Linked DNA regions of Homo sapiens: all the other regions are linked to region 3. The links are chromatin loops, found by intact Hi-C in ENCODE. Cell type or tissue: HCT116. All regions are shown on one strand.

Region 1 (8,000 bases), 380 kb after region 3:
CACTGAGGCGAAATATTGTCCTGGTCCTTACATGATCGATTACCTTCTAAACATCAACCCCTTTCCTAGCCTCACTTCCCAGCCAGATCGGATGAATCCATGTGTCAACCAACAAATGACTTTTATCCATGTTCTGGGTGCTTGACCTTATGGAAGCCTAACTTCAGGAGGGTTACAGTCTAGTTAAGGAGACTACATTTAACCCACTAGCTCATTTAAGGCCAATGAGCTGCTTGAGGTTCTGTATATTTCCTGCTGCAGGTAGGAAAGATGAAAGAGATTTCTTGGAGATGAACCATGAGATGGGCCTTGAAGAATAGATAGCACAATTTAAAAGATAAGGATGGCAAGCCAGTAGCCCAAACATAGAAGTGAGGAAATTGACCTGACCAGAGATGGGAGAGCTTGCAGAACAGCAGTGGTTTATACACAGTTGGCCCACTGAGGGGCACTTTAAAAACCAGGTAAAAGTCATAGATACCTCACTTTCTAGGAACTTGGGCACATTACACCCCATTTCAATACCAATTAGTGCAATTTAAAAAGATAAAACAAGATTATGTGAGAGAGAGAAAGTTCCTGGGCTGGGAGGCTGAGTGGTCAGGGAAGTCCTCTCTGAGGAGGTGATTCATGGGCTGATACTTGATCTGGCCTAGCAGGAAGCCCGCCATATAGGTCACATGCAAGTGTAAAGGCCAGAAGACAGAAATGAACCTGGAATGCCCCAGAAATCACCACAAAGTTGTGAGCAAAAGGGAGATTGATAGATGAGGCTGAAGAGAAAAGTTAGTCAGTGGGCCCTATCAATCCTGTGTCTTAGCTTTTCAGGTTGTCCAGAGCACGGCTCTAGGGAGCGCTGTTCACAGGTTAGCCCATGGGAACTCATGCACCCTGCTGGTAAATACTCCTTCTCTTCAATCTCCTCCTCGCCTACTAGTCTGTTTTCCTCTGTGCCTTCACTGAAATCTGGCTTTTCCTGGGCATTATGACACCTTCTCTTATGGTGGCTGCTGATTCAGTCTACTTCTTGGTCACCGTTGTTTTTTGACCATGGTTCAATTTCTTACTTGAAATCTCTGCTTATGGCCCTTTCTCTACATTCTCCCTTCTGTCCACTGTATTCCAGGGCCCACTTCCACCTCCCTGGAACACAAGTTCCCCTTTCTTTCTGTCCCCCGGGGTCATCCTCAGTGACCTCAACATCCATAAGCTTCATTCTCCCTTCTTGACCTGTGTTTCTACTCCAAATCAGATACCCAACAAGGCCACCCTTGACTTCTCATCCCTAGACAGAGTTTATCTGTAACATCTCTCTGATAACTTCTAAACTGGTTACTTTTCTAATAGACCACATGTACGAACTGTGCTCTGATCCTTCTCTGTGTTTCTATTTGCTTGTCTCTCTCTTTTTGCAAGTTCATTTGTCTTTATCTGGCTTACATATGATGCCCATTAAGACTGAATTTAATGGTAAACCACTCTCCTCTCATTTCTCTTGCCTGACAGACATGTTTCCTAATCCTTGCTCTTGCCCTCTTCACTTTCTGTACTCTTCCCTCATCTAGGTTTGCTGAAGAAAATCACAAACTCACATGGCAGGCTCAGTCAACTCTATCTTCTTACTGTGTTTCTACAACCTGGTTTTCAAAGCCATTTTATATTTTTATTCATTTCATGTAGACAGTTTTAATTACGATGGTCCAAAATCTTCCCCATCATGCTCAAAAGTCTCATCTACCCTTGTCTCAATCACATCTCCTGTCATTAATCCATTCATCTTTTTAAATGTCAATGCTATTTATTTAGTTATTGGATTAGTCTGTTCTCATGCTGCTAATAAAGATATACCCAAGACTGGGTAATTTATAAAGGAAGAAGTTTAATTGACTCACAATTCCTCATGGCTGAGAAGGCCTCACAATCTGGCAAAAGGCAAATGAGGAGCAAAGTCAATCATGGCAGCTGGCAAAAGAGAGCTTGTGTAGGGGAACTCCCCTGTATAAAACTATCAGATCTAGTGAGACTTATTCACTATCATGAGAACAGCATGGGAAAGACCCACCCCTATGATTCAATTACTTCCCACTGGGTCCCTCCCATGACATGTGGGAATTATAGGAGCTACAATTCAAGATGAGATTTGGGTGGAGACACAGCCAAACCATATTAGTTATCTAGATGTATCTATTTATTTATGACAAATATATAGTAGTATAATGAATGAAGATCAAACCTCTGACTTTCTGGCAAAAATTTCAGTCAGTCTAAACTTCTTTCCATCCATGTAGCTCTCTTTTCTCCCTTGCTTTGGCCTTAGAGCCAGAATTTTCCTTCTATGTAGGAGACTAATGTTTCCATCTTAATGCTCTCTATCCTATCATCTCTTCACTCTCTTTGATCAATTATCTACCCTCTCATAACCACTCCTGTCCATCTTCATTGGCTCCTTATGCTTTAATAATTATAAGAGTAGCTAACATTAATTGAGGGTTTACTGTGACTCAGATCTGAGCTAAGTGCTTCATCTGCACAGTTACATTTAATTCTTTCTGAAACTTATAAAGAAGGCATGATTATCAAAAGCAGAAGGAAACTTAGCATGAAGAGTCTAGGTAACTTGTCCAAATAACATAGCTGTTAAGTCGCAGAGTTGAGATTGGAACCCAGAGAGTTTGTTTCCAGAGCCTGGATTTGTAACCACTTGATGACACCACTTTGCCTACAAACGTGTGGAACGTTGGCTGGACACTGCTACCCCCCTCTTTGAAGTCTCTAGCTTTCCCTAACAGCTTTTTCACTGCCAAACTGACTACAATTCCTCTCCAATTGCATCCTCTAATTCTTCATAGACAATGTGCTCAGGCCTCTGTATTCTTCCTTCAGCCCCATCACTGTATGAAAATTGGCCTCTGCATGGCTGCTAATGATCACATTCAATGATCTTTGTCTTCCTTCTTGAAACTTTCACTTCTTTGCCTTTGAGTCTTAACGTTTTTCTGTTTCTTCTGCAGACTCTCTGATGACACTTCTTATCTCTTGGTGGATATTGCTGATTCTAGGTCAGGTTGGAGAAGGAGTCTGGATGTATAACCAGTATAACCAGCAAGTCAGTGCCACAAGTGGACAGATCAATATCCCGAATACAGACTGTAGCTTAATTTTGGACACAAATATCAAATGCGAAGTCTTGTAGCCAGAAGACATTTTGAAGGCTGATTTTTAAGACTAAAGTGATTGGAGATAGAATGTACGCATTCTGCAGTCATTCCCCTTGATTTGACTCTTGGCCATGCCAGTTGTGAACTATGTCACTTTGGGCAAGGAAAACAATTTCCCTTAGTTTCATCTGTGCAAAACAGGTATATTAATACTACTTTAGAGGGTTGTTGTGAGGATTAATATAGAATAACTGAGCTACTCAATAACTGTTAGCTCATCTTATAATTTCTTCCTTCTCTTATTTACTCACTAAGTACATATTGAATGCCTACCATGTGCCAGGCACTATGTTATGGGGGTACAATGATGAATCAGTACAGACAAAATGTAGCCTCATGTAGTCACAGTGCCCTTATATAGCTTACAGTCTAGCTGGGGAGATGGCTGTTAATAACACACATACCTTTATTTAGATCAAGGGTGTGGATAAGACAGTGGTAGGAGATGAAGTTGTAAAAACGGCATATGGAACACGTGAGATTGAAAGAATTGTGTGCAATAGTCTTGGTGAGAATGATGAAGATCTGAAGCAGTACTTTAGCAGTGAGGATGGACAGAAGGGTTCTGAGACTATTAGGGGATAGAGTTATTATAATAATTTCCCAAGTGTGTTTCTTCTACACCCAGGGTGCCCCCAAATTACAGAGCTTAAGGGGTTAAAAGGGGTTTATGATAGCTTTTCCAGCAACCCAAATGGACAACCTCTTCTCTTTTTCATACCTGGCTTGTGAACCAGCACTTTCTATTGGACTTCCCTTCTGCCCGCTGTCAGTGCTTTTCTTACGCTGCGCTGCCCCCTAGTGGAAACCGCAAGTTCATAACAGCATGGAGTCTTCAGCGTTAGTGCGACTCTCACATTAAATTATAGTCATGCACCACATGATGTCACGATCAGCAATGAACAGCATATACAGCAGTGTTCCTATAAGATTATAATGGAGCTGCCCTATACAGGTGTACCATTTTATCTTTTACGCTATATTTTTACTGTATATTTTTATATGTTCACCTATGTTTAGATGCACAAATACTTACAATTGTGTTACAACTGCCTATAGTATTCTGTACAGTAACATGCTGTATAGGTTTTTAGCCTAGAAGCCACAGGCTATACCATATTAGTAATAGGCTCTACCATCTAGGTTTGTGTAAGTAAACTCTGTGATGTTCCCACAATGACAAAATCACCTAACAACACATTTCTCAGAACGTATCCCTGTTGTGAAGTGAAGTATGACTGTACTTGTGCATCTCAGCCGAGAAGGAAGACACTTAGCTTCCTGGTAACTCTGTGTCTTGGATCTAGGAAGCCTAAGAAAGACTAAAGATAGGGTTAGTATTTTACATAATATTGCTCAAATGGGGTTGAGAAAGCCCTCAAAAGCACTGAGTGACTCTTGCAGAACAACTCCCCATCTTTTCCTCTTCTTCTTTTTAGTTAGCTCTTAGTAAAGACTTTGAGAAGCCTAAGCAGAGAGCTCCTGGAGGTCTATGTTACCAGGCAGGTAACATAGATGAGTGAAGAGAACCAGTGTAATGTGATGGCGAGTGGTGGGGACTGTGGAGAATTGGAGTCACTGCCACTAAGCACCAGTTATTTGGTATCCTACAGGAATATGGGCCCAGTGTTAGCAAAACTTTCTCTTTTTTTTCTTTCTTTTTTTTTCTTTTTTTGAGGCAGAGTTTCGCTGTGTCGCCCAGGCTGGAATGAAGTGGCGCGATTTCGGCTCACTGCCGAATCAAGCGATTCTCCTGTCTCAGCCTCCAGAGTAGCTGGGATTATAGGCACCAGACACCATGCCCTGCTAATTTTTTTATTTTTGTATTTTTAATAGGGATGGGGTTTCTCCATGTTGGCCAGGCTGATCTCGAACTCCTGACCTCAGGTGATCCACCCACCTCGGCCTCCCAAAGTGCTAGGATTACAGGCGTAAGCCATCGCGCCCAGCCAAAACTTTCCATTTTTAAAGAGAAGCTGGAAAGCCAGATTAATACATGAAATATTCTAGTTTTTTAAATGTTGTTAAGTTATTTAAATATTTGAGAAAAGAGAAAAAGAGCTCTAAAGCCACTTGTTTCCAAGCTATTCATGGTAGACCACCAATTTCCAAATGCTTGATGAGTAGTGCTCACTGCTAATCACTCCATTATTAAATTTTCACTAGTTTATGGTAAAATCTTTTAAAAGGACAATAAAATGAATTTTTCTATAAAGCTAACTAAATCTACCCAATATAAAGAACTGCTTTCCCCCTGGTGATTATATTCTTACATATTTTGTTAAAATACCCTTCATTTATCTTTGTATTTGTTAAAATATCTTTTATGAAATAATAGTATTGTTTTAAATACATTTAATTGAAAAATTAAGAGTTGGTGACTTAACACTGTCTTGTTGCATTTAGTTTTGTTTTACTTATTTTTGAACTCCAAATGACTGGGCATTGCTGCTAGGACAATGGCAAGTCACTGAAGGTTTTATTTAAGCACTATTGTGTTGACATAACCCTGGACTCCAGCAGTGATGTGGAAGATTTGTTGGTTGAGACTAGAGTCCCAGAAATAATCGAATATGAAAACCCAAGGGAACTTCTGCCTTACTCCTTCATTTAATGACTGAGGACACTGAGATACAGTAGGGAAGTGAATTGTCCACAGTCACCGGGGGAGGTAGTAACAGAGCCACAATTACATCCTGTTTTTCTGACATGAGACAAGTGTTTCAACTGCCCCAGTCCTTTCTGCATCAGCCACACAGTATGCTGAGACACTGAAGTGCCCAACTGTTGGAAAGCTTAGTAAAGGGAAGACTTCAGGATAACAGAATAGGTGATTTGTGAAATTGTGCATTTCTAGTGAAACTTAAAGCCCATGTATCATGTTCATTTCATTTTTAAGGTACAGAAGTTTGCCTTTAATTGCTGCTGAGTTAATTTTCTGTTAGGATGTTTCTTTCATGAGTAGGCCTTTAGGTTTAAGAGTATAACATAGTTCACTTATTGTGATATTTGGCTATGTTAGAACCTCAGTTTATTAGCAAATACACCCACTTGACTTTCCCCTTGATACGTCCCAGTTTCCACAGGTGCTTATGTACCTACCCATACCAAAAAATTTTTTTCTTGTCATTTACTCTGTGTATGTGTGTCTCTGTCCTATTTCCCCACTTGACAGATACATTTTACATGGATAAGATAACATATTTTATTCTCTGGTACCTGTGACTGGCACACAGCAGGGATTTGACTTGATTATTAAAGAATGACAATTGCAATAATGATAACTTTCATACACTAAGCACCATCCATATGCCAGGTATTACTCTAAATGCTTTTTAAAAGACATCATCTGAAGATTAGTCTAAAAATATTCAGTGTTTGCCTCCCATGTGCTGAGTGCTGTGTTGAATGCTGGAGAAATAGCAGTAAATAAAATGGGGTTTACGGCCTGAACTTCAGTGCCTTCCTTCTCAGCACTGCCTCAAACCTCTCCTGATTCATGCTAGCCCTAAATACATGATTGTACATAATTAAGAAAAGAATTACAGTATGTCAGTTGCTGTGAGGGAGAGATACTGAATGTTGGGAGTAAGAAAAGACTTCTTGGATAAAATGAAAATTAAATTATGACATGAAGGGTGAGCTAGGTGTTATTCAGAAGAAAGGCAGGTGGTGTGTTTTATGCAGAGAGAGTATTCAGGGCAGAAGCCCAGATGGAAGGTACCAAACATGGTTTGGTTCAACCAAACTTTGAAGAACAGAAGTCGAGAAAGGCTGGAGCAGAGGAGGGAAAGAGGACAAGATCATGCTACCTGAAGTCTTGCTATTAAACTCCCATGGTGCCTTGTGAAGCTCTGTATAATGCTTTTTATAAACAGCATCTAATCAAGTGTAGTTAACCATATAATTTGTATATTATTTGCCTAAAAAACTGTCTTTTCTGCTCTGTTGAGCTCCTTGAATACAGGGTGCTATGTAGGTCTTATTTCATCACTAGTACTGCCCTAAACTCCTCCCCATATGCTTGTTTTCTATTTTATCTTTAGTAAAGATAAAGATAAAGACATTTTATCTTTAGTAAAGATAAAGATAAAGACATTTTGTCTTTACTAAAGATAAAGATATTTTATCTTTAGTAAAGATAAAGATAAAGGTATTTTGTCTTTAGTAAAGATAAAGATAAAGGTATTTTGTCTTTAGTAAAGATAAAGATAAAGGTATTTTATCTTTAGTAAAGAAAATGAATGCTTTTCCGACAGGCCCACCTACCTGTAAGCACTATACATAGTTTCCTTACTGAGTTGAATTTGTAGTATTTCATTTATTTATTCATCCATTTGATGGACATAAGTGTGTGCCAAGAAAACTTAGGAAAATGTAGGAGGTTCCTCATGGGCTAATTCTTGATCTAGACTTAAAGCTAGGCATAACTGAGACCAAAAAATCTCACCTGCAAAGCAATATATTACAATTTTAAAACATTTAAATTTTAATGTATTGGGTTATGACTTTTTTTTCGTTTTTGTGGTTTAATTATGCCAGTATTTCAAAACCTGCTTTTGTTTTTCCCGACCCAGCCCATCTGCCAAGCAGCCTATCAGAATGACTTTGGACAAGTGTGGCGGTGGGTGAAAGAAGACAGCAGCTATGCCAACGTTCAAGATGGCTTTAATGGAGACACGCCCCTGATCTGTGCTTGCAGGCGAGGGCATGTGAGAATCGTTTCCTTCCTTTTAAGAAGAAATGCTAATGTCAACCTCAAAAACCAGGTGAGGTCATGAC
Region 2 (8,000 bases), 190 kb after region 3:
GAGTAGAAAATATTTAATTACTATATTTATTTTCTGCTGTATATTTTCATCATGAGGTAAACTCATTGTGGTAATAACATTGAGTACATTGCTATATGCGCAGCGTTTAGATGAGTGCTAGGATGTAGTTGGACAAATATTCAATACATATTTTTTCAGTTAACAAAATGTCACATTACAGGTGTGTACATATGTTTCTAAAGTCAGCGAGCTGTCGTCTCAATCATATTGCCAAATGCCATCAAGAAAGAATCACCTGGAAACAAACAAGGCCACTGTAGCTCTTGTTAGAAACCACTGGATCTTGTAAGCTGGAAACAGAATACAGAATAGGGACTTCACAACACATACACACACACACACACACACACCCCACATTTGTGAAAGACAGTATGAGGCACAGAAAGTACCTGGCTGACCTGAGCCTGGTCTGTTCACCTTAAAAAAAGCATCAGTTGAGAACTGACTCGGGGTGGGGGAAAAGCACCCACTCAGTTAACTCTAGATCTCAGGCCAGATGCCTGTTGGTGTTCAGTGAAAGTTCACTAGGCTTCCAGTGAAGGCATGACCATGATTTCCAACAAATGACACTACTCATGATATCAGGAGTCTCTCTGGAGTACAAGAATTCAGTTTGAATTGTCAGCAGCAAGAGGTGTGAATATGTACAAAGTCATCTTCTTGGAGCCTCAGTTTCTTTATCTTTAAAATGAGGGTAATAAGACCCACTGCAAAATGGAATATATATATCTGGTACACGTAAAATACAATATTCGTCCTTGAGGATGCAAAGATGACTTCAGCAAAGTCCTTGTCCTCCAGTATATATATACACATACACATATACATACATATACATACATATGTATGTATATGTGTATATATATATGTGTGTGTGTGCGTGTGTGTATGAAGTGATTTTATTATCTTGAATAATAGTATTATATTTATCCTGCATTTCAAAAAGGTAGATTAGTTTAGAAAGAAACTATTTTGTGGGTATGAAAAGCAAAACTTGATCCTTCTGTTGATACTAATTTATTTAACACCAAGTTTGTGCAAGGTGCTGTGATATATATGATGTATATGATGTCATATGATATATGATATATGATGTATATTTAGATATATGTGTATGCATGTGTGTGATATACATGATGCTTACAAATATATGAATTATATATACAGGTTAATATACAAAAGTTTATTGACTTATTTACGTACATATATATGGATTGATCTTCAAAACATCATATTGAGTGGAAATATCATGAGATATGTTAACATACAATCAACCTGGGAGGTGGAGGTTGTGGTGAGCCGAGATCGCACCACTGCACTCCAGCCTGGGCAACAAGAGCAACACTCCATCTCAAAAAAAAAAAAAAAAATGTAGGTACACAAGACAGCAATAAATAGTTCACATTACTACACACAAAGAGAAACGTGCATTTTAAATACATTAGAATGGCTACCTATTAGGAATGCCAATAGAAGTGGAGTCTGGGAATAAAATACATAAATGAAAAAATGTTTTCAAGTGTTCTTGCATGGACTGATGATAATACACCCAGACTGAAGAATAAGACAACCTCAAACCTCTCTTCACTCCCACCCTCCACAGGAAACCAGCACAGTAAACTTACCTGTTCTAACACTTGCTGTTATTGACAGTTAAGGGCGGAACATGAGGTAAGGCTGTGAGGTGATCTATCAGAGCTATTACTGATGTCGTCCATATTCTGGATCTTTATCCAAAGCTTACTGGCTCTAGGAAATAGAAGTCTGACAAGCATTATGTACATTTCATTTTCCTCATGTCACCTTCAGAAGCTGAAGAAATCTTGAAAGCCTTGGACTGCTGCCATCAGACATAACTAGCTGCCACTGCATTACCTTCCTGACTGTGCAGTAATTAAAATTTGCATCTTTACTGGATTGTTTTTAGAGTTAAGAAACGCATTTCCGTGAATGAAACTGGACACACAAGGCTACACAGAATATGATTCTATTTACATAAAATATCTGGAAGAGTTCGTCTCATTAAGACAGAAATCAGATTAGTGGTTTCCAGGGACTGAGGAGAGGGAGGGGTGGGGAGTGACTGCTTAATGGATTTTCTTTTGAGGTGAAGAAAATGTTCTGGCACTAGATGGAAGTGGCGATTGCACAACATTGTGAATGTGCTAAATGCCACGAAATTGTATACTTTAAAATGGTTAATTGTTATGTTATGTGATCTTCATCTCAATTGAAAACAAAAAGAGGAAAAGGAGAAAGGGACTTTCCGCATTCTAAGTTCTTAAGAAAGTCCTTTCTCAGTGAAAGGATGACTAAGGTGTTATGCATAGGTCAGTTGAGTGCTGAGTGGGCAGGGGGCGGGGTGGAGAAAAGGCCACAGGCACAAGTAGAATATAGGAGGATGAGGTGTAGAAAGTGCTGCAGTGGGGACCTTTCCCCATACTGATTTAGGGTCCCACTAATTCAGCAAATGCTCTTCTGCAGCTCTCCACACTGCAATTGACTCCAGCATGCATACTATACCCACTTCTCGTGAATTATCTCTTTTCCCAAAGGGGTGCCCATTCCCTGAAGGCTAGACCTTCAGCTCTTTCCTGTGGCACAACCTCCCCCAAGGCTTTATCCTATCCTGAGGCCAATCCATTCGAGCCTCTGGTGCAAGCAAAACACAATATTCGTCCTTGAGGATACAAAGATACCTTCAGCAAAATCCTTGTCCTCCAGTAGGACCAAGTCTATGTGGTCTGGATTCCCGTGATCTCCCTGAGCTCATCCACTGCAGCTGCACTGGCATCTTTGCTATGCCTCCTGAGTGCCTGGCGTGCTCTGGCCCTAGACCCTTGCTCTTGTTATTTTCTCTGTTTGAACAACTCTTCTTCAAGTCTTTGTTCCAATCTCACAGGGGCCTCTCCTCACCATTCTATTTAATAATACACCTTGCTTCTTCCCCTCACTGACTTCTCCCCAATCTCCTATACCCTGCATTACTTACCAGATCATATATCCCTTCCTAACATAAAGTATTTTATGTAATCATTATGTTTATTATTTTTCCATCTCCTGCTGCTGGAATCTCAACCTCAGAATAGCAGAGTCTTTGGATATTTTACTCACATTTTAATCAAAGGCCTAGAATGGTTCCTGCTGAAAAACAACTGTTGCTCAATAAATATTTGCTGAAAGATTTAAAAGCCCATGGTTCAATTTAAGCACTTTCCTTTCTCTATCAATGTGAAATTTGAATACAGCAAGTTTCCGTAGCTGCCTCTGACAACTTTGCTAAGAGTCTTCTTTGCTGTTACCTAAGAGGAGATTTGAATATCCACATTCAGGTGCTGGGGATATCACATTCGAGCTATTGTACCCTGGCCACAGGCCCAAGGTGCCAGACTGCACATCTCTCCTGCTATATTCACCTTTGAACTAGACCCTCTCTTAGGGCAACAGCTCAGCAGGGAGCACCCTCTGAGGAGTAAGGGGGCTAAGTCTCTCTTAAAGACCCTGAAAATACTGCCGGTGCTGGTTGAAAAGCCCTGGTGATCTGTGATAACCATAGTGACAGAAAACTCCGGGAGTTTTATGGAACCTCATTGCTAAATTTCCTGCACAACTGTTTCAGCACAGTGAAGCCCATGATTCAGCAATTGCTAAATGGCACTGGTCACTTACTAGGTGACAAAAATGAGCCCATGGGGGTACAAAGGCAAAGCTCAGGTGAATTCTATTGAGTCTGCCAGGTCCTATCACCAAATATCCCTGTAAATGGAGTGACATTGCTAGGGATGCTCTACAGATTACCTCCATCAAAGATTCAGATAACCATTGTTATCTGATTATTATCCAATTAACATCCTAACAATTGCTGTGAACATAAGGAGGTGAATAAAATATAGACTTCTGCCCTCAGTTAGTTAATCTAAGGGTAGTGGAGTGTTTGTAAAACTTTTACTCAAAATAGAGAAAAATAAATACCATTACATGAAAAGGTAAGAGAAACTTCTGTGCCTTAACCTCTCACTTTCTACTGGTATATATTTGCATAGTGTAGTTTCTCAAATTGTGGTCCCTAGGCCTTCATCATCTTGATACCTGCAGATGAATATGTAGTAGTATACAAACTCTAAGGCATAGGCCTGGACTTCTTGAAACATCTTTAGAAGCTGGGCCTTGAGGGTGTGTATTTTTAAAATTTCCTCATGTGATTCTTATATTAAAAGTTAAGAACCAGTGTTATGGTACGTTATAATTGATCACACTTGCATATATAGTTTATTATTGTGCCTGACAATTATAAGAAGAGCAGGCGAGATGTATCTCCATTTTGTGGATGAGCAAATTGAAACTCAGACATGGTAAATCCAAAGTTATACAGTTAGTTCACGGCAGAGCTAGAATTAGAACCTGGACTACCCGATTTCACATTTAATCCTTGCCTTACCCCATGCTGGCCTGTTTCTCTGTTGAGGAAAAAAAATGAATCAAAATGTGAAATGACAGACATTGTTTCCATAGGGAATAAGTCTTTTTCATACAAGCAGGGGCAAATTTTAGTACCAGGAGAAACACTGCCACCTTGTGGCCATGTGGAAGTGAAGCACAGCCTTGTCTGTCATTAGAGAAGTTGATTCCTCCCAGCCCCCACCAACCTCGCCGCTGCCTTGGTTGCACTGCTTTCAGTGATGGATTTGTGTTGAGCTATACTCACTCTCTACTGATGAAGCTGACGAGTCCTCTGGACTTTGGCCTTTGGTTTTGTAGCTAAGATTTTTTCTCCTAGCTGAGGTTAATTTACTCATTTAGGGCTGGGAACACGAGGTCATCATGCCATGCAATAGCCAGCAGAGCCAAAACCATTCATCTCGGTGGATACTTTCTGCAGCTGACACATGTCTAGCTTTCTAGAACTTTGGCCCTAAAATGAAAATTTTAAAAATATATATATATATATTTGTCATAGTTACAAAATCTTCCTGAAGAAGCCAAGGCTGATTTCAATGTTGGGAAGAGGGACCGCCATCCCTTTCAATTCCCAGGAATATACAGAGATAAGAGGGACTCTTCTCCATTCAATTTCAACACACTAACATCTGGAAATTCACAAGAAAATCTTCATGGGGGGTTTCACTTGGCAGACACATGATACAGACCACAGAATTACGTGGAGGGCCCCAAACACAGCTAGTGCTGTATGGCTAGGCGGACAAAAACATGAAACATTCAGCCTTCAAGATAACAAAAAAGTTTGCTCAAGCCATCCCAGGAATCTGTGGAAGTTGTCAGCTATTAATAAGTCCTCAGTTTGGGCAATCTTTACAAGTACTTCTCCTGCCTTGAATGTCAAACCTCCCAAGCTGCTGTATAAGTAAAGCCACAGTCAGTGACTACCCCCACATGAACAGGCTTCAGGCTGTTCTTGATCTCCTTTCCTCCAATCTCTCTGCTCCTCTTTCTTGCTCCTGCCAGGGAACCTTTAGCAAGACCTTCGTTTCGTGAGATTTCAGATCCTTGGTCACTTTCCTGACTTCACACACTAAGTCAAGTCCTCCTGTCATGCTCCCACATTACATTTTCTTCTAATGACATCTGCCAAAGTTGTGTTTAGCATTTAACTGTGTCACTATCCCATTAGTGTCTGCCTCTTGACTAATGGTTCCAGGAGGTAACCATGTATATAAGCCAGACCTAGTACAGTGCCTGGCACAGAGTAGAAATACAATAAGCATTTATTGAATGAATGAACAAACCCATAAACAGGGCTAATTTTGGTTCAATAACTTCATTTTTATTCCCCTCAAGTCACATCTTCCAAACCATATCTTTGATGATCTTTCTGCTGCAGCCTCCAGAGTGAATCTGATATTATTTGTTGTTTAGCATCTCCAAGTTGCTGCTGAAACCCTATCTATCAAACTCAAATTTCAAAGTAGGAAGAGGATAGACACAATTTTTTAGTCCTAGCAGGACGTTAAAGATTGCAAGTGTTCTTAACAATAGCCTCCTGATTTCTTAGAATTTTCTTTGTATAACTTTATGCAAGTTAATTGATATTTTCAGCCCTTGTCTCCTCTATCTGTAAAGTGGGGATAACAGAACCATTGGATGGAGTAGTCAGATAACATACACTCAATTCTTTTCCATTAAGTCTGATGTTAGTCAATGGTTTTTCCTAGATGCCTTTCACCAAATTGAAAATGTTCCCTCCTATTTCTAGTTTCATAAAAATTTTTGTCATAAGTAGATATTGAATTTTGCCAAACACTTTTTTGTGTAAGCATATACGATGGTACATAGTAGGCACTCAATAAAGTTAATTTCCTCCCTCTTTAATTAAGTACTTTCTTTTTTTTTCCCTCCTCCCCATAACTTACTGGCTAGCTGTTTGGCCAGTATTGAGTCATATGGAAACGACCTTGTTCTGTTGGGAGAAGCTCCAGAACCTATACCTTTGAACTTGGCTTAGACTTATACTGGAAGTTGAGAGTTAGAGAGGCCCAAAGCCCCAGACAGGGCCAACCCAAGTGTATCTACCTAGAGAAGTCCATTTCAACATCAACCTCTTCTCTTTCATCCTTTGTCCAGAGCTCTCCCTTTCCTCAGCCATCTGGAGACACTCTGTTCACCTGAGCCTGCTAACACAGCAGACCTATGCCCAATTCCTGGGGCATGGCCTCCTTGCCCTCCCCCACCAAGTCTTTAGTTTAAGGTTAAATAAGTCAAGTAAGAACTAAAGTGTTCATGACCCATAGTGGTTAAATGTCTTCACATTCTTTAATAGCATTTGTATTTCAGCAAAATAAATTATGATAACATTTGTATTTTACCAACATATGATACCCCAAAGCAGTGAAATACTATGTACCAAAAAAGAATATTATTGTATTAGTCTGTTTTCACACTGCTAATAAAGACATAACTGAGACTGGGTAATTTATAAAGGAAAGAGGTTTAACGGACTCACAGTTCCACATGGCTGGGGAGGCCTCACAATGATGGCTGAAGGCAAAAGAGGAGCAAAGTCATGTCTTACATGGTAGGAGGCAAGAGGGTATGTGCAGGGGAGCTCCCCTTTATAAAACCATCAGATCTCATGAGACGTATTCACTATCATAAGAACAACATGGTAAAGACCCATCCCCATGATTCAGTTACCTCCCATCACGTCCTTCCCATGACACATGGGAATTATAGGAACTACAATTCAAGATGAGATTTGGGTGGGGACACAGCCAAACCATAACAATTATATTTAAAAGGAATATTAAAAAGAAATTATTTTTATTTATTAACATGGAATAGCAACCATAACCCATTGTTGAGTAAAAAGCATGTTATAAGCGTGTATGGTGTGATCACCTTTCTTTAACTTTGTGTGTGTGTAGATATCTAAAAATTCACAAGAGTTACCTTTGAACAGTGGGATTGGGATTAATTTGCACTTTTTTTTTTTTTAAACAGATCTCACTCTGTTGCCCAGGCTGAAGTACAGTAGCATGATCTTGGCTCACTGCAATCTCCGCCTCCCAAGTTCAAGTGATTTTCCTGCCTTGGCCTCCTGAGTAGCTGGGATTACAGGCACGTGCCACCACGCCCAGATAATTTTTGTATTTTTAGTAGAGACGGGGTTTCACCATGGTGCCAGGCTGGTCTCGAACTCCTGACTTCAGGTGATGCACCCTCCTCGGCCTCCCAAAGTGCTGGGATTACAGGCATGAGCCACCACACCCGGCCTTTTGCACTTTCTTTTTAAAACTGTTTTGTATTGCTTGAATTTTCTAGCTGACTATGTACTGGCTTCATAATCAGGAGGAAAAACAATGATATACTTGCTGGGTTGTACTGCAGATTTAGAAACACACAGTTGTTTGCACCTCATGTTGTCTCAGGGATGAGTTAGATATCTTTTCGCTCATTAATTTGTATGATCATTTGTACAGCAAATTTTTCTTTGATGCCTAGACCTGTAAAATTAGTCAAACATA
Region 3 (8,000 bases):
TTCTCCTGCCTCAGCCTCCCGAGTCGTTTTATTATTTTAAAAAAAAATTTTTTATTGAGGTATAAGTGACATAGAATATTTAAAGTATACAATTTGATATATTTCAGTGTTTGTATACACCTGTGAAACCATCACCATAATCGACACAGCAAATATATCATCATCCTAAAAGGTCCCTGCTGCCCCTTTGTGATACCTCCCCCCATCCCTCCCCTCAATCCCACTGATCTGCTTCCTGTCATTGTAGCTTAGTTTGCATTTTCTAGAGCTTGCATGAGAACAGTCATGCAGTTTATACTTGTTTTTGTCTGGCTTCTTCCACTCAGAATACTTGTTTTGAAATTTTCCTATGTTGTGTATGTCAGTAGTTCATTCCTTTTTATTTCTGAGGATCTGCATTTTTAAAAAATCTGCCTGGTAGATTCTTTTGCTCCACCAGGTTTGGGAGCAGACCTGTTCGGGACATCCTGATACTTTCATCTCCTTCTTCAGTTGCCCCAGGAACTCTAACAGTGCTATAGTTCTCCTTTCCCTGGGGCTCGTCTCTAAGGAACTAGGAAGAGCCTGGCCTGAGGCTCCTGGTCCTTTATAGTAACTAGAAGGCTGAGAGTTAAATGTCAGTTCCTCAGGGGCAGAGTTTGTTGTGGCCTAAAAGAGGGGCATCTGGAATGCAAATAGTTCATGACGTGCTGAACAGCACATGCTTACCACTTAAGGAATGCCCCCAAACCTTCAAAAATCCTCAAATTCACAAAGATTGAGGATTTTCGTTCTTGGTTCAGGTCTCTGCTTTTCTCCTTGGTCACATTTATGCTTATAGTCACTTGTTTTCTTCATATACCCTGTCACTAGAATTCCCCTACATTTTTGAGGATGCCTAGGACCTCTTACCTAATGGACATTTTCCTAAAAGGCCCAATGTCTGTCACCTCATCAGTTATTGCACCCCCAGAGATGATGGAGGGTGACTGAGCTGGCTGGAGGCAGATCCTGAGCTTTCCCACCAGCTTAGTGACTGCCAGCAGCCCACACACAGTACACGCCAGGCCTCAGCAAAGTACAAATGGCCACCAGACCTGGGATGTCAGAGGCCCTTGGGAATGTTGAAACCAAGGCTGTCCTAGGCCAACTCTATTTTATATTACAGACCTGTGTTGCTTCACCCTTCTGTGTCTTGGGCCTCCACTGGGCATGGGGTTTGCAGTAGAGACATTGGATCGGCTATCATCTAGGCTACTGGTCTTGTTCCAGCCCTCTTATCCAGCAGCTTGCCAGGGTCAAAGGCTGCAGGGTGAGGGCCAGAGCACTGCTCTGTGCCCCATTTGTGACCTGGTGACTTTAGATTCTAACTACCCTGGAATATACCTCCAGAATATTTGCAAAGCCCAGATTTGCTGTACAAGGCAGCCTGGGCCTTTGCTCTTCTACCCGCTGTACCATCTTTTGTCAGTAAAATGGTTGGTTGCTTTGTGCAGCCATTGTATCGGATCTTCCCTTTGGCTTTCCCTCCTCTGGGCTGTTGGCCAGGGGCTGCCACTGGTGCAGGCTGCAGGCTCCAAGAGGCAGTGCAGGAAAAGGCTTCTGTGGAAGCTGGGCAGGCCTGGATGCCGGGCAGGCTGGGGCTAGAATTCAGGTGTGGCATTAGAGGGCTCTTATGGTATGAGTTTGGGGTTGACCTTAAAGGCCATTTTGTTTACAGTCCATTCAGAAGTTTACTTTTTGTTTAAATAATTAGGATTAACTTGTTAATAAATTCCATACCTTGTTCTTTAGCGGGATTTTAAATATAGCATACTCATCTTTCCATTCTCCTTATAAACCTGATGAATTTCGGAGCTCCCCAGAGCCAAGACTTGATATTACTTCTCACTTTCTCACTGGCCCTGCCCAGAGCCCAGGTACTCTCACCTGTTTGAAGAAGGCCATCCCAGTGTAGTTTTCCAGTGTTGTTCTGACCTACCTAAGGTGCTATTAAAAATACTGGTTCTTGGGCCTGTCTGAGACCTGTGGAGACTCTGAATTCCTAGGGCTGTGACCCTGGGATCTATGTTTGAGTTAAGTGCCTTAGATGATTACGATGTGCTCTTTTTTTTTTCTTTAAAGGAAAAAACATACTTTTGGTAGGCTTTTAAAGAACACTGTAAAAAGGATATTCAGTATAATTTTTGTTAAACATGTAATATGTTTTATGAAATTTTAGAAAATACATGAGTGAAAGAAAAATGACTTGTATGTCTAGCACCCAGCAATAGCCACTATTAATATTTTGGTATAATCTTACAGTTTTGTAATATAATCATTTCCATTACAAAAGTCAGATCATACTACATCTGCTTTTATGTAAATTTTCATTTAAAGAAATGCCATTATATTTGTTAGATACAAGTTAAGCTGTTGTATTAGAGACCCCAAAATACAGCTGCTAAATAAAGAGTTTATTTCTTTCTCATAATAAAGTTCAGAGAGAGGTGGCCCAGACTGATGATAGAGGGGGTTTTGGCTGTGTTCCATGAGGCCATGCAGGGACCCAGTTCCCTCCATACTATAGCTCTGCCATCCTCGGGGTGTTGTCCTCTTCTGCCTGGTTGCAGCCCGGTCACCTCCATGTCTCTTCCAACTCACAGGAAGGCAGGGGAGAGGGAGCTCAGGGCAAGTGACTTTGTGCGAAGGAGATAGCTTAGAAGTGAGCGGTATGGCCATAGCCTGGCTGCTCGCAGGAGGATGAGGATGTGGTTTCTATCTTGGCAGCCATGTACTTAGGGAAAGCTTTAGGGATTCTGTTACTGAAAGGAAGAAGGCAAGAATGGGAATGGGTGGCAGTCTCTGCCATAATTAAAAATGCCTTTCCGGGTCAGTAACTAAAGTTTTAAAATATTTGTCATAAAGGGCAGTTTCTGTTGCTTGAATTTTATTATCATTTTGTTTTTTGCAGTGATAGTTGTTTTGCAGTCATAAATCATCTGTCCTTATATGTTAGAGTGTTTTCTTAGGATGATACATTTATAGCAGTAGACTTAGTAAGGGAGAGGGTAGGCATAGCTTTAAGACTTCTAATACATATTGTACTTTAGAAAAGTTGAACCCGTTTACATTTTTATTACCATTCAAGACCTAAATATAATTTTTAAATGTCATTTTAAAACGGTTTATCCTAATACTATAGGCATTTCCTCCTGATCATTATCTACATATACTCTGTGATATGATTATCACAGAAGTATAACCTTAGTGTATATTTGGTTTCATTTTTTTCCACTTAGTATTATTTATGAGATTATCTGTAAGCCATTTTCTGTTTGTATTTTATTTATATTTATGACAGTGGCATACCCCTTGTGTATATTTATGTAACATATTTACCCAAATATCTATTATTTGAAATGGTAAGTTTTGGCCACAAGGTGGCGCCCGGTAAAAAGAAATGCCCAGACATTCTCTTCAAAACTGCTTTTGGTTTATGTGAAGTCTGTTCTTATCAACTGCATACAATTCTACTGTTTGATGTAATAAAACACAGAGCGAGATGATATACTACAAGGGATTGTTACTTATTAAAATTGGGCTTTAGCTTATTTCCAGGTTTTTGTTACTGGAAATCATCTTAATACTTTTCTTTTGAAATATCCTTTCAAGTGGATAGCTTGAAGTCCTAAGTGACTTAGCACAAAGTCAAATTTAGAACTTCAGTCTGAGCTATAGGCAAGTTTCACCTTTGTATTCTGTGCTCACGCTGGTGCTTCATATGAATGCTGAAGGACATGTGACAAAGTGATGAACTGCTGTCTGTGTTCAGTGGCAGAATAGTTTGCATCAATATATTTTCACTGACAAAGATGGGGAACAGATGTACCAACAGGTGCTGTGAATCCAAATTTTGTTTTGCTTGTTAAATATGCCACAGGTATTTAATATCAGTCATTTGCAACGGCAAAAACAGATGCCAAATATTTCTCCTGTAACAATCCCCTATAGTATATCATCTCACTCTGTCTTTTATTACATCAAACAGTAGAATTGTATGCAGTTGATTAGAACAGACTTCACATAAATCAAAAGCAGTTTTGACAAAGAATGTCTGAGCATTTCTTTTTACCAGGCGCCACCTTGTGGCCAAAACTTACCATTTCAAATTCATTTGGCTTGCCAATTTTGTGTTTAATTTTTGACATACATTTAATTTGAGAGTGTAGAGGAAATATGGATTTGCACTATTTTGAATTTTAAAAATAAGTGACATTTTGCTAATATTTTATATTATACTATTTTAAATATGAATAAATGTAAATTTCAATACAATTTCAATTTCATGGCTCTAGTATCCCTAACTAGTTAGAATTGTGCTGGCATGCAGTACTACTTGGTGATTATACTGATACCAGTACTCAAGAAAAAGTGTTTAATCAATACCATCATTAAAATTTGACTAATATAACTAGACAAGTAGAATGGGTAAATAGAAAATATACAGTCATCCCTCAAGTATCTTTGGGGACTGGCTGCAGACATCATCCCCAAACCAAAATTCACAGATACTCAAGTCCCTTATATAAAATGATGTAGTATTTGCATATAGCCTATGCATATCCTTTCATATGCTTTAAATCATCTCTAGATTACTTATGATGCTTAATACAATGTAAACGCTATGTAAGTAGGTGTTACACTGTTTTAAAATTTGTATTTTTTATTGTTTTATTATCTTTTATTGTTTTTTTCCAAATATTTTCCATCTGCAAAATATCACTTGGCTGAATCCACAGATACAAAACTGGATATGGAGGGCCAATTGTATATTATAATTATTTTATCTATATATATCCATCTCTCTCTCTCTCTCTCTATTATATATATATATATGTATATATATATGTAGCTACCTATCTGTCTACCTTTATTTCCCAAGTAAAATGACTAACTCTTTGAAAAAGCTTAGGATGCAAATTTCAGCAGAAAATGTCAGCATAAAGTTCCGCTAGCAGGAGCAACTGTTGATCTAGTATAATTGACAGCATATGTGCATAGCTGCTTTCTTGTGTCAGGTGGTAGCTGCTTAACAATCATACAATGAGAAATTGAGTCATTCAGTAAAGCAGGACAAAACCATGCCATCTCATTTAAAATAATGCCTTGGAAATGAAGAGTAAATCTGGATATTGGTATAAAGTTGATTTCCGAGGTTGTGGCTAGCTCCAGCAACCTATGATGTTATCTCTAACTTTGGTGTCAGATAACTCTTTTCCAAATTATCTTCTTTTTAGGCTGTTAAATTCCAAAAGTTTCAAGCCTTTGACTGGGGAAGCAGTGCCAAGAATTATTTTCATTACAACCAGGTAAAGTTTTTAGTCTTTTCATTAAAGGGGGCCCTGAAAACTCATCAAGAAAGCCAGCCTGGCCTATCAGGATTCTGGCCAGGCTCAGGTGCTGTGGGAAATGTTTGCAGGAGTTGACTAGTGTTTGTTTTCCATCAGTCCATTCAGAACAATCCAAGCTTTGTAGCTGGTGTTGTGGACTGGGCCTCCTCTCTTTGTCCTTTCCCCAGCTCTAAATAAGAATCATCACTGTTATGCATTACTCAGAGTAATCACGAACATAGCCTGTAGAGTCAGACAGTCCTATGTCTGTTATCTGGTAGCTATGGGGCCTTGGCCAGATTACATTGCTTAAGCCTCTTCCCTGCACTAATAAAATTAGCATTTTTGAGCATGCTAAATGCACTGAAGTGTGAGGCACTTTGCTCTGTTTTTTAAATTTAATTCCCAGAGCATCTCTGTGATGTAAACGTGATTATCTCTGACTTAAACATGAGGACAGTGAGGCTTAGAGAATTTCTGTGACTTGTCTTACACCCAAAGGGAAGAAGTAGGAGGGCATGACCCCAAACTCTTTCCAGCCACTATTGCCTTGAGTGTACTACCTATGGAGTACAACACCTTCCTTGCCGGGGATTAAACATTCATTTTGGTGCCCAGCCTACGGCAGCAGCTCCACAGCTAGTGGCGATTATAATTAGCATTCTCTCATTTGGGGTTAGATTTCTTTTTTTGTGCCGGTAATGGCAACTTGAAAAGATACTCAAAGAGATTTTAAAAATTTAGTCTGTTAGTCAAACTTACTAGACAATGTTTAATGGAGATTGCGCTTATTGTGATTTTGAAAATTAAAACAACAACAACAACGAGGCTTTCTCTGGTTCCTTTTCATTGTAGAGTTATCCTCCCACATACAATGTGAAGGACATGCTTGTGCCGACTGCAGTCTGGAGCGGGGGTCACGACTGGCTTGCAGATGTCTACGACGTCAATATCTTACTGACTCAGATCACCAACTTGGTGTTCCATGAGAGCATTCCGGAATGGGAGCATCTTGACTTCATTTGGGGCCTGGATGCCCCTTGGAGGCTTTATAATAAAATTATTAATCTAATGAGGAAATATCAGTGAAAGCTGGACTTGAGCTGTGTACCACCAAGTCAATGATTATGTCATGTGAAAATGTGTTTGCTTCATTTCTGTAAAACACTTGTTTTTCTTTCCCAGGTCTTTTGTTTTTTTATATCCAAGAAAATGATAACTTTGAAGATGCCCAGTTCACTCTAGTTTCAATTAGAAACATACTAGCTATTTTTTCTTTAATTAGGGCTGGAATAGGAAGCCAGTGTCTCAACCATAGTATTGTCTCTTTAAGTCTTTTAAATATCACTGATGTGTAAAAAGGTCATTATATCCATTCTGTTTTTAAAATTTAAAATATATTGACTTTTTGCCCTTCATAGGACAAAGTAATATATGTGTTGGAATTTTAAAATTGTGTTGTCATTGGTAAATCTGTCACTGACTTAAGCGAGGTATAAAAGTACGCAGTTTTCATGTCCTTGCCTTAAAGAGCTCTCTAGTCTAACGGTCTTGTAGTTAGAGATCTAAATGACATTTTATCATGTTTTCCTGCAGCAGGTGCATAGTCAAATCCAGAAATATCACAGCTGTGCCAGTAATAAGGATGCTAACAATTAATTTTATCAAACCTAACTGTGACAGCTGTGATTTGACACGTTTTAATTGCTCAGGTTAAATGAAATAGTTTTCCGGCGTCTTCAAAAACAAATTGCACTGATAAAACAAAAACAAAAGTATGTTTTAAATGCTTTGAAGACTGATACACTCAACCATCTATATTCATGAGCTCTCAATTTCATGGCAGGCCATAGTTCTACTTATCTGAGAAGCAAATCCCTGTGGAGACTATACCACTATTTTTTCTGAGATTAATGTACTCTTGGAGCCCGCTACTGTCGTTATTGATCACATCTGTGTGAAGCCAAAGCCCCGTGGTTGCCCATGAGAAGTGTCCTTGTTCATTTTCACCCAAATGAAGTGTGAACGTGATGTTTTCGGATGCAAACTCAGCTCAGGGATTCATTTTGTGTCTTAGTTTTATATGCATCCTTATTTTTAATACACCTGCTTCACGTCCCTATGTTGGGAAGTCCATATTTGTCTGCTTTTCTTGCAGCATCATTTCCTTACAATACTGTCCGGTGGACAAAATGACAATTGATATGTTTTTCTGATATAATTACTTTAGCTGCACTAACAGTACAATGCTTGTTAATGGTTAATATAGGCAGGGCGAATACTACTTTGTAACTTTTAAAGTCTTAAACTTTTCAATAAAATTGAGTGAGACTTATAGGCCCAAAGAATTGTGTGTATGTTTTTTCTCTTTTATTTAACAGTCATCCGGTTCTTCCCTTTCTCTCTTGGCAGTACTTGGAACTCTTCTCAAGGTTAATGTGTTTACTCCGGGAAATGAAGGGCTACCAAGTAACGAGTGATTTTTAAAAATCATTTTTTTGTATGCCACAAGAGGGCACTCTTGGCTTTGCTTGCAAATCTTCCCACGCTCTCTTCCCTCACTACTTTTTCTTTTCTTTTCTTTTCTTTTCTTTTCTTTTCTTTTCTTTTCTTTTCTTTTCTTTATTATTATTATACTTTAAGTTTTAG

What was found. Peaks named below come from ENCODE experiments on the same cell type or tissue, not always from the same donor. Only the 100,000 strongest peaks of a DNase experiment are listed, where the experiment ranks them.
Region 1: a loop joins it to region 3, with 7 times the contacts of the local background. A loop is called at or near these places in 80 of 110 quality-filtered maps.
Region 2: it touches region 3 in a loop (7-fold over the local background); 106 of 110 quality-filtered maps call a loop at or near these places.

Annotation. Positions count from the first base shown.
Region 1 is chr10:88,831,822-88,839,821 of GRCh38, reverse strand. It overlaps ANKRD22 (ankyrin repeat domain 22), which reads left to right. Exons shown (of 6, transcript NM_144590.3): 2 at 7,796-7,987. Among named protein-coding and RNA genes, the nearest start is that of ANKRD22, 16 kb to the left of the region's middle. RefSeq lists an enhancer at 3,723-3,872. In HCT116, a CTCF peak has its summit at 4,018 (motif pointing left); a DNase peak (open chromatin) is centred at 4,011.
Region 2 is chr10:89,026,620-89,034,619 of GRCh38, reverse strand. No RefSeq gene overlaps it. Among named protein-coding and RNA genes, the nearest start is that of MIR4679-1, 33 kb to the left of the region's middle. In HCT116, a CTCF peak has its summit at 4,601 (motif pointing left); DNase peaks (open chromatin) are centred at 1,879, 2,279 and 4,589; H3K4me3 peaks cover 878 bases.
Region 3 is chr10:89,213,268-89,221,267 of GRCh38, reverse strand. LIPA (lipase A, lysosomal acid type) reads left to right here. Exons shown (of 10, transcript NM_000235.4): 9 at 5,259-5,330; 10 at 6,207-7,696. The coding sequence ends at 6,440. Among named protein-coding and RNA genes, the nearest start is that of CH25H, 10 kb to the right of the region's middle. In HCT116, CTCF peaks have their summits at 3,412 (motif pointing right), 4,097 (motif pointing left) and 7,857 (motif pointing right); DNase peaks (open chromatin) are centred at 3,427 and 4,097; H3K27ac peaks cover 350 bases.